2 separate regions of the Homo sapiens genome follow, and region 1 is linked to region 2. A link is a contact called in ENCODE Hi-C or POLR2A ChIA-PET data. All regions are on one chromosome and are shown on one strand. The core of a region is the stretch at or near the end of the contact, and the rest is flanking DNA. Distances in the headings are between cores, read along the strand shown. Region 1 has its middle 110 kb from the start of MKLN1-AS. Region 2 has its middle 25 kb from the start of MKLN1-AS.

Region 1 (5,017 bases), core at 1,593-4,092, 84 kb after region 2:
GAGGAATACACACACTGCCCAAACCCAACAGAGAGTGTTATACCTTAGGGGAGATGCTTTGTAAAAGCAGCCATGAAATCTCCAAAGGAGATCCTGGGAGACTCTACATAAACCAGAGTGGCAGCATGGTGGAGTAGTGAAAAGCATGACTTCGGGTATTAAAGATGCTAATACCAGAGAGATGTCTTCCCTTCTTCCACCACGTGGGGACACAGCAGGAAGGTGCCATCTATAAACCAGAGAAGTAACAGCTGGGTAACTCTGAGCAAGTCCTTAACCTCTCTGGGCTTCAGTTTCCTTTTCCTCATCCATAAAATTCAGACAATAGTAGTTCTTAGCTCACAGGGTTGTTGTAAGGATTAAATGAGTTAATATTTAAAAATACTTAGAGGCCAGGCACAGTGGCCTGTAATCCCAGCACTTCGGGAGGCCGAGGTGGGCAGATCACTTAAAGTGATCACTAGATCACCCTAGCCAACATAGTGAAACCCCATCTCTACTAAAATTAGCCGGGCATGGTGGTGCATGCCTGTAGTCCCAGCTACTCAAGAGGCTAAGGTAGGAAAATTGCTTGAACCCAGGAGGCGGAGGTTGCAGTGAGCCGAGATCACACCACCACAATCCAGCCTGGGCGACAGAGCAACACTCCATGTCAAAATAAATAAATAAATAAAATAAAAGCACTTAGAACAGTGTCTGAACAGTGTCTGTCACACAGCAAGAACTATTTAAGTGTTACATTTAAAAAGTGGCAAGAGGCCGGGCATGGTGACTCATACCTGTAATCCCAGCACTTCGGGAGGCTAAGGTGGGTGGATCACCTAAGGTCAGGAGCTCGAGACCAGCCTGGTCAACATGGTGAAACCCCACCTCTACTAAAAATACAAAAAAAAAAAAAAAAAATTAGCCGGGTGTGGTGGCACACACCTGTAATCCCAGCTACTCAGGAGGCTGAGGCAGGAGAATCATCCAAACCAGAAGACGGAGGTTGCAGTGAGCCTAAATCATGCCACTGCCCTCCAGCGTGGGTGATGGAGCCAGACTTCGGTCTTTAAAAAAAAAAAAAAAAAAAAAAGTGGCATGATCAAATCTCCAGAATGGAAACCTCAGTTGGTTCCATGATTCACCCAGTCTAAGGAGGTCTTCCATTGGCTCTGTCCTGCACTTACCCTCTCAGCATACTGGCATGAGGAGGTTGGAAGATGCCTGGACACCTTTCTCCTCCAGCACTAGGCAGGGCACCTCTGCTCTACTCTGCTTCTTGGCCATGTGCACGCCCAGGGCCATGAACCAACAATGGGGAGCTCCACCCAGGGCTTGGACCAGAAATGGGCATCCCTCAATTCAAACCCCGCAGGCCCTTTCCAGGCTCCATGTCTGTACTGTCACCAAGTGTTGCAACTCAACCTGTCCATCACGCATACTGTGCACCAAGCCAGGGTTACAGAACACAAGGAAAAGCTATTCTTGAGAAAGGTAGGAAAAGCAGATAAAGGTTTGCTGCAAAATCACTGATATGAGGCAGATGGATTAACATGGGAGAAAAGGTATACAAATTGACTTCATATGCATGAAACTACCCACACAGGGTTGACAAGAATTGCATGCCAGGTTCTGGACAGAAATACAGGTATTTCATAGTGCATTCATAGAATATATTACATAATATGTTATATAATATCATTAATTAAATATAAGCATTAATCAGGCTGCACTTTGGCCCACTTCCTTGTTGCTAAAAGTCACTAGATACTGAAGATTTGTACCCTCTCTGTTCCTCCAGACGGGATATCTGACGTCAGAATCAATCATAAGGCTTTTGTTTAAGGATCACTTAAGATGTTTTTTAGACCTCTAATTCTAGCAACCAATTTGAAGACCCCCCACAGAGGAAGAGGATCAGCATGAGCGAATAGCTGCTTCATCTCCCTGTCCCATGATGTCACGCTACACTCTTCTACCAACTGATGACCTCCACACTGGCCCACTCCAAAACCCTTAATAACCCTAACTCCAAATTCCTCCTGGAGATGTGTTTGAGTTTTTCTCCCATCTCCTTGTTCAGTGACCCTATGATTAAACCTCTTTCTCTGCTCCAACCAGGTGTCTCGGTATATTGACTTGCGTGGGCATTGGGCAATGAACCTATTACGGTTACATGTATACAAGGGCCTTCAGAATGAAGATCCAGCTTCCCAATGAGATACAGAAGCTTTGATACCGTCTTGAGGTTACAGAAAAAAATGGGGGCTTGATCCTTATAAAACAGGTTATGGGAGTGGGGAGAAAGAGAATTCTGTTGAGGGGCAATAAATGATTACTAGGGAGAATGATAGGATGGGGACTAGAAATTAACTTGTAAATAGTTTTCATTGGAATAATAAATGAGTGGAAAGACAGGCACTATCTTGTGAAAGGGTCTGTTCATGTGTGGTTACATTCTTGGTCTTCCAAAGAGGGAAAGAAAACAATTGTTCTCCTTGGTAAGACTGATCTCAGGCAGATAAAGGAACTTCAATTTCTTTGGTAGAGATTGGAGGTGAGGGGGGAAGGTCGGAAGGTCAGAGAGACCTTGAGGATTCCTCAGTGCGGCATGTCAGTGCGCCATATTGTGGGATGTTGGTTTCTGAGCCCCACCATAGAGAAACTAGCAGGTGGCAGGAAGAAGGAAGGATCACGTAAGAGGAAACCAAACACACAAGGAAAAAAGTAAAAAGCTGAAGTAAGTATGAGGAAACTTTTTTTGTCTCTCTATTTTTGGCCAAGTGAAAAAAACAAACACAAGAGAATAAACCCAGTGACTAGAATCAGACACAGCCAGTGGAGGGAGGGAACAAAAGCGAGCTGCAGAATTGCAAATCCATGCTAATTACCTCACCCTTCCTCCTGTGCTGGGCTGAACCCAGGGCCCGACAGCCATTTGTACCATGGCCTAATAATGATTTCATTTCACAGACTTCCTCCCACTTTTTTTTTTTCCTTACAAAGTCCATCACAATTCTGTTTTGGGAAGTAGAAACAGTATCTATCTTTAGACAAGTTAAATGCCAAAAGAACTCAGATAAGCATATCTGAGAAGTAAAGAATAGTTGGTGTGACCAGGACAAATTTCAAATCACAAATATTCGAAATTCTTCTCTGTGCCTTGGAGAGAGAAGTGCCTTTGTTTGCTGAATTGGCTCACAGAACGACTTGGCCTTTGTCCTGTTGTGTAGGACACAGGATGGGGCACAGAAACCAAGGGGAGGCAAAATATTTATCAAGTGCCTACTATTATATCAGGCATTCTGCAAGATGTTAGAAATGCCTCTGCCCTCTGGATGCTAACACTATTTTTTTTTTTAACATTTTTAAAATTGTGGTAAAAAATACCCAAAATATAAAATTTGCCATCTTAACCACTTTTAAGTCTACTGTGCATTTGTGTTAAGTGTGTTCACATTGTTGGACCATCAATCTCCAAAATTTTCCATCTTGCAAAACTGAAGCTTTGTACCCATTAAACAACTCTCATTTCTCCTTCCTCCCCCAGCTTCTGGCAACCACCATTCTGCTTTCTGTTCCTAAGAATTGACCATTCTAGATACTTCACATGAGTGTAATCACACTCATAAATTAGTCTCATAAATGAGTCTGAAAGACAGGCACTATCTTGTGAAAGGGTCTGTTCATCTGTGGTTACATTCTTGGTCTTCCGGAGAGGGGAAGAAAATGCTTGTTCTCCTTGGTAAGACTGATCTCAGGCAGATAAAGGAACTTCAATTTCTTTGGTAGAGGTCGGGGGTCGGGGGGAAGGTTGGAAGGTCAGAGAGACCTTGAGGTATTTGTCTTGTTGTGACTGGCTTATTTCACTCGGCATCATGTTCCCAAGGTTCATCCATGTTGTAGCCTGTGTCAGAATTTCCTTTCTTTTTAAGACTGAATAATAATCCATTGTATGCACATACCACATTTTATTTATCCACTGGGAACCACCTATACAAAAATTACGACAGTGAAGGAAATGTAGCATAACTAACTACATCTTGTTTTAACCTCACAGGCTAACTTGCTCATTCCAAGCTAATTATGGGAGGAATTTAGTTCATAGTTTAACTTCAAAACAAAGACGATGATACTTCTTTCCTGAACTAACCCCCTCTACTTGCTCAGGGACCAAAACCACTTTCATATAACTAACGTAAGTCCACAAGGTTAGAATTGTGACAGAGGTCTGAATTCTGCTAAGATATACACATAATTAAACTCTAATCAGTCATTGTTTTATAACTTGCCTTTAAAAACTACTTACTACTCAGGAGTCATGTAGCGAATGGTAACAAGATTTATAACTTTTCCAATTGCCCCTATGGATAACATCATTATTGTAAAACCTAAGAATGGTATTTGAGATATTTTTCAGACCTTGTATTCCGTATGAACCAACTGGCACCACTCAGACCCATAACCTGCACCCGAGAACTGACTCAGTGCAAGAAAACACTTTCAAGCCCCTATGATTTCATCCCAACCCAACCAATCAGCATTCCCCATTCCCTAGCTCCTGCCTGCCAAACTATCCTGGAAAAACCCTAGCCCTCACATTCTTGGGGAGGCGGATTTGAGAATTATCTCCTGTCCTTCCATTTGGCTGGCCCCACATTTATTAAACTCTTTCTTTGCTGCAGAACCTGCTAGTTTTGCATTGACTTTTCTGGGCAGCAGGCAAGAAGAACCCGGTTGGGCGATTACACATTAATCTGTCATTGGACACTTAGGTTGCTTCCACCTCTTGGCTATTGTGCATAATGCTGCTATGAACACAGGGGTACAAGTATTTCTTCAAACTAACACTCTTTTAAGGAGCCTATCCCATCATATTTTGTTTTGTTTTGTTTTTTGAGACAGAGTTTCACTCTTTCGCCCAGGCTGGAGTGCCATGGCACGATCTCGGCTCACTGCAACGCCTGCCTCTCGGGTTCAAGCAATTTGCCTGCCTCAGCCTCCTGAGTAGCCGGGATTACAGGTGCCCACAACC
Region 2 (4,957 bases), core at 449-2,948:
GCTGCATCCTCCAGAGGGGACGGATGGCTGTGTCCTCATATGGTGGAAAGGATGGAAGGGCAAAAAGGGGGCCTGCCTAGCTCCTTCCAGCCCTTTTATAAGGTTACTAATCCCATTCATGAGGACAGAGCATCATTCCCTAACCACCTCCTAAAGGCCTCAACTCCTAACGCTGTTGCATTGGGAATTTTTCAAGATCAATTTTGGAGGGGACACAAACATTCAAACCACAGCAAAGGATGAAAAACAAACACTCCAAATAGGCCAGAGTAAATCCATAGCTCTCTATGTGATTGGTTAAAACAAGACCTATATTTCATGGGAAAAAATTCTTCAGATAGGTCCTATAAGGGTTTTCCTTCAGCTTACCAGGATCACTCAAAATTCATGTTTTCTTTAACAGTGCTAACTGTTAAAGGGCAGTTGAAGCACAACACAGAATTCAATGCGCTATCCCATAGGCAAGCTCTGCTGTAAATAAAAGCATTTCCTTTTATGATATTATTATGCAACAGATGAAGAAACTAATATCCAAATATGTTAGCTGCCATGCCTAAGGTCATTTATACAACCAGGCTGTTTACACATCTCAATCTAGAACCCAAGTCCCCAATTCTCAACCACTTTCCAAATGTAATTTTTTGTTTTATTTTGTTTTTAGAGACAGAGTCTCACTCTGTTGCCAAGACTGGAGTACAGCAGTGGCATGATCATAACTCACTGCAACCTTGAATTCCTAGGCTCAGGTGATCCTATCTCTTCAGCCTCCTGAGTAGCTAGGACTACAGGCATGGGCCACTTCCTCCAGCTAATTTATTTTTTTGTAGAGTCAGGGTCTTCCTATGTTGCCCAGGCTGGTCTCAAACTCCTGGCCTCAAGAGATCCTCCCGCCTCAGCCTTCCAAAGTGCTAGGATTACTGGCATGAGTCACTGTGCCTGGTCTTCCTAATGTACTTCAGGGGACATTTTTGAGGCCTATACCTATATTGTACACATACAGCACATAGTAGGCACTCAAGAAATATTTTTTAAATTGAATCTCCTAGTTCCTCCTGAATTTCTTCTCACTAGTGTATTATTATGTTTAAATAAATAAAAGGAGTTTGCTTAGGGATCATCTATAAATCAGAAGACTAGAAAGAATTAAAGGCATGGGGCTGTTGGCCAGTTTTTTTGGTCCGTAAATATAGAAAATCACAATGGGGATATAAGAGTGAACTTGCCTCAAAATAATTCACATTGAACACTTCTCATATGAGGAAGTTACATGCATTATCTCAATTAATTTTCATAACAGCCCCACAAGTAAACTGAGACTCTTAGAGGTTGAGACTCACCAAATTCATGCATCCTTTATATCATACAATTCTCAAGTGCGTGCATTCCTAACATCACCCCAGGATTCAGAAGTCCAAGAGATGGAATCTCTGATACTTTCCTAAAACAAATGGTTCTGCCTCAATCTTATTTCTGCTCTCTCATGGTTCCGGTATTAACTCATTACAACTTTGTCATTGTTTGAGATTATTTCTTCAAGCATAACCTTGCCAAAACGAACAAACAAAAAGCAAAGAATACCAGGGTTCTGTTTGTTGAGTAAGGGGATATCCCTTTTATTTTCCAGGAGAAAGTAATTTCAGTCCTGCCCCAATGGGCCCTTTGCCCAAGACACAGGTGAACACTGAGGCTGGCTTCAGGTATGAAGCTAAGGTCTGTCTTCTCCCAGGAGGTGGCAGCAACAGCAGCTGCAGCCTCCGCCTGCTGCAGAAATCAGACAGAATTCATCCGTTTTCCTATTGGCATCCAAACCAAGAAACTCCTGGTTCCAAAGACCACTTCATCCCTTCCTTGGTTTGCAGAGCTTAGTTGGAGCTGGGGCATTGGGAGTTCAGGAGCTGGCAATAATTCCTCTTTATAAGTGCTTAGTTTTTTTTGTAAACACTTTGGTCTGGGCTGTGACCTTGAAACATGTATGAAGGAGGTTCAGGAAGTCTCTGGCCAGGGAAAAAGAGCTTCAGAAAGAAACAGTAGCTGAAACACATCCACACAAGCATAAATCTAGAGACCCCAGCGCACAGTTTGGTACCACACAAACGATACAGATTGTAGACCTGGCCTCTCAGCGACCAGCCAGCTGACCTTCTCATTGAACCTGTCAAACCATAATTTCCTCATCCACCCAGTGTGGACTAGGTCATCTTGAAGCACCTGCTAATTCTTAAATTATAAGTTACTGCACTTTTATTTTCTGGACTAATGGTTGGCCTTCACCCTTTCAGAATTTTAAAAAATCTCAGACACAACAAAGCACTACTGGTTCCAAGTTAATCCCGGTTGAGCACATATCCTGGTTTGGCAAACACTGCCAGCTGCATAGAAGGCGGGCAGGAATCCCAGGAAATGTCTGAACACCACTCAGCTATGGATGAACTGTCAACTGCTGGGGGTTGCTTTGCAAATTACCACATCTAAACGAAGCTGACAAAATGATATTTCAGAAAAGCAATTAACACTGATGCCTAGTGTATTTGGAACCAAACAGCCTTTTGGGAAGAGTGAAATTGGCTCAGAAAAAGAGTACCCCAGCGCTCCAGGTAGAAATGTTAAGTCAAGATCTTCCACACTTTTCTCCCATCACCACAAGTCAGATCGTCAGCCTGGTCTTTGTGAAGGAGACGGAAGTAGTTCCTTTCATTTTCCCCCTGCTTCCACTTGGATTGGTTAAACTTTCATCCATTTATTTAGTGAACATCTATAGGTCACCTCCCATGAGTCAGGGGCTGGGCGTACACCTGGTTATTGAGGAGCTCACAATGGAGTAGTCAGATGCTAAATGAATTAATATACATGGAGCATTCAGAAAGGGTTGGAATGTAAAATATAATAGAGGCGATAGAAATAGTATTATCTCCATAAGGCCACAGGCCAAATACCACACTTCCTAATGAACGCTATCCCTGTAGCACAATCATCTAGAAAGAATCCCATCCTCCTACAGGTATTGGCCCCTGTGGCATTGTCAATTAAACTTTTCCTATTTCACATGAAAGTTGTCATATCAGAATCCCTTCCCAGATTGGGAGTTTTGGTTCCGGAAGGCCACTCTAAATGGAAATATTGCACATGTTACCTGGCATCAAAGGATGGGGCTGGTGGGATAGCTTCTATCTCCACCTCTTCCCCTTGAAAATATCAGCACAGGTGATGGGCAGGTTAAATAAGTTTCAGTGTTACTGCAATAGAGAGAACTGGGGAATGACAGAGGTAGGAGAGCCTGGTGATAGCAAATCCTAGATAACTTCACTCCTGAAAAGAACCATATTCTGGAAGTTTGGAGAGCAGGTCAGAGGGCAAGAAAACACAGGGCTGTCCTACGTGACAAGGAATGAACTGAGCTATAGACCATAACAAACAAGCAGAAAAGAAGCAAACCATTTCTCCAGGTTCCCTGGACTGATTTCAGATTAGTCTGAAAAGGACAATTGACGTTTGCCTTCCAAGAGACACTAGATGCCCTCATAATGTTAAAATCAAGTTCAGTATTTCTCGAACATAATTTTTTAATAGAGACCTTTCTTATGTTGATGACTTCTTTTCTTCCTGCAGAGTTCCAAATAAGCCTCAAGAGGATCTCTTTCTTCCCACAGCTCCACATGCAATTCACAGCTATGCCAGTTACTACATGTATAGCACAAAGGTCGAGAACCTCTGGCCTTTGGCTGAGTTTCATCCAACTGAATGTTTAGTTCACTGATGTCATAGCCCCCAAAATAATCAGTGTTATAATGGGATTCTCTGGTGAACATATTTATAGTGAAGCCTCTGAGCAGCAGTTCTCTCCCTTGGCTTCACATGGGGAACTTTTAAAAATCCTCACCCCACATCCCAAACCAATTACATATTAGGGGTGGGGCCTAGGGATCAACTTTTCTTTTATCTACCATAGGTATCAACATTTTTGTACGTTCCTCAAAAGATGTCTATGTACAGCCAAGATTGAGACTTTCTCACGTTAAGTCTTAGGATAAGAAAAGGCAGGAAGCTGCTAGTAACTGACAGCTGAGCTCACCTCCTCCCTTTGGAATTTCTCCCGAAAAGCCAGCATGAAGAAACCAAATACTGCAATGGCAGCCAGCATAAACATCCACCTTGTAAGATTTCCATTTCTGCCTTCCCACCGTATCCATCAGGTCTACAATTAAAATGATTTGAATACCTACAGAGTTATGAACAGTGGCTAATCAGTATTTCAAAGAGAGAACCAGCAACAGGTGATGGTGGTATGAATGCCACGCTCTAGAGATTCCACATTCTTTTTTTTTCTTTTTGGTTGTTTTTTTTTTTTTGAGACAGGGTCTCACTGTGTCACCTCACACTGGAGTGCAGTGGCGTGATCTCAACTCACTGCAATCTCTTTCTCTGGAGTTCAAGCGATTCTCCTGCCTTAGCCTCTGGAGTAGCTGGGATTATTACAGGTGTGCCCCACCACACCTGGCGATTTTTTTTTTTTTTTTAACTAGAGACAGTGTTTTGCCATCTTGGCCAGGCTGGTCTTGAACTCCTGGCCTCAAGTGATCCACCTGCCTCGGCCTCCAAAAGTGCTGGGATTACAGGCATAAGCCACCACCCCCAGCCCCACATTGATCTTAAAAACAAACACAAATGCTTTTTTTTCCCACCCTCCAAACTTGTCTCTCTCCCCACTCTCCAGCCATTTTTCTCTTCCCCTTCCTCTCCCTTCCTGCCTGCCATCTCCTTCACCTGCTCTCCAACCTCGTCATTGTCATTCTTATTGCACCTATTTCTTGTATTTCTTTCTTAGCCTCTGCACCTCACTATTCCTTCTGTGTCTTATTTTCCTTTAGTCTCTATTCTCTCCCCCTTACCCACAATTACACACCTCTCTTCTCTGCTTCATCATCTTTCCCACTCCCAGCTCCTTAATTGACTATAATAT

The links. Hi-C counts contacts between places; a loop is a spot of excess contacts on that map. ChIA-PET counts read pairs that join two places held with the same protein, here RNA polymerase II (POLR2A). Pooled maps may share reads with other maps.
Region 1: a map of dorsolateral prefrontal cortex shows a loop between it and region 2 (4-fold over the local background). The contact joins two enhancer-like sites. A Hi-C loop is called at or near these places in 2 of 168 maps with a recorded cell type or tissue (dorsolateral prefrontal cortex and posterior vena cava) and 5 of 50 pooled maps. POLR2A ChIA-PET finds 5 or more read pairs at or near these places in 3 of 52 experiments (H1, SK-N-SH and endothelial cell of umbilical vein).

Annotation. Positions count from the first base shown.
Region 1 is chr7:131,217,561-131,222,577 of GRCh38, reverse strand. It overlaps a transcript of MKLN1 not described here. Among named protein-coding and RNA genes, the nearest start is that of MKLN1-AS, 110 kb to the left of the region's middle. RefSeq lists a silencer at 1,342-1,542 and an enhancer at 3,426-3,495. Within about 2 kb of position 2,842, at least 16 of the 41 ENCODE cell types and tissues checked have a DNase peak (open chromatin) inside an H3K27ac peak, as active enhancers do; they include dorsolateral prefrontal cortex, where a contact is called at or near this core.
Region 2 is chr7:131,300,077-131,305,033 of GRCh38, reverse strand. It overlaps a transcript of MKLN1 not described here. Among named protein-coding and RNA genes, the nearest start is that of MKLN1-AS, 25 kb to the left of the region's middle. Within about 2 kb of position 1,698, at least 8 of the 41 ENCODE cell types and tissues checked have a DNase peak (open chromatin) inside an H3K27ac peak, as active enhancers do; they include dorsolateral prefrontal cortex, where a contact is called at or near this core.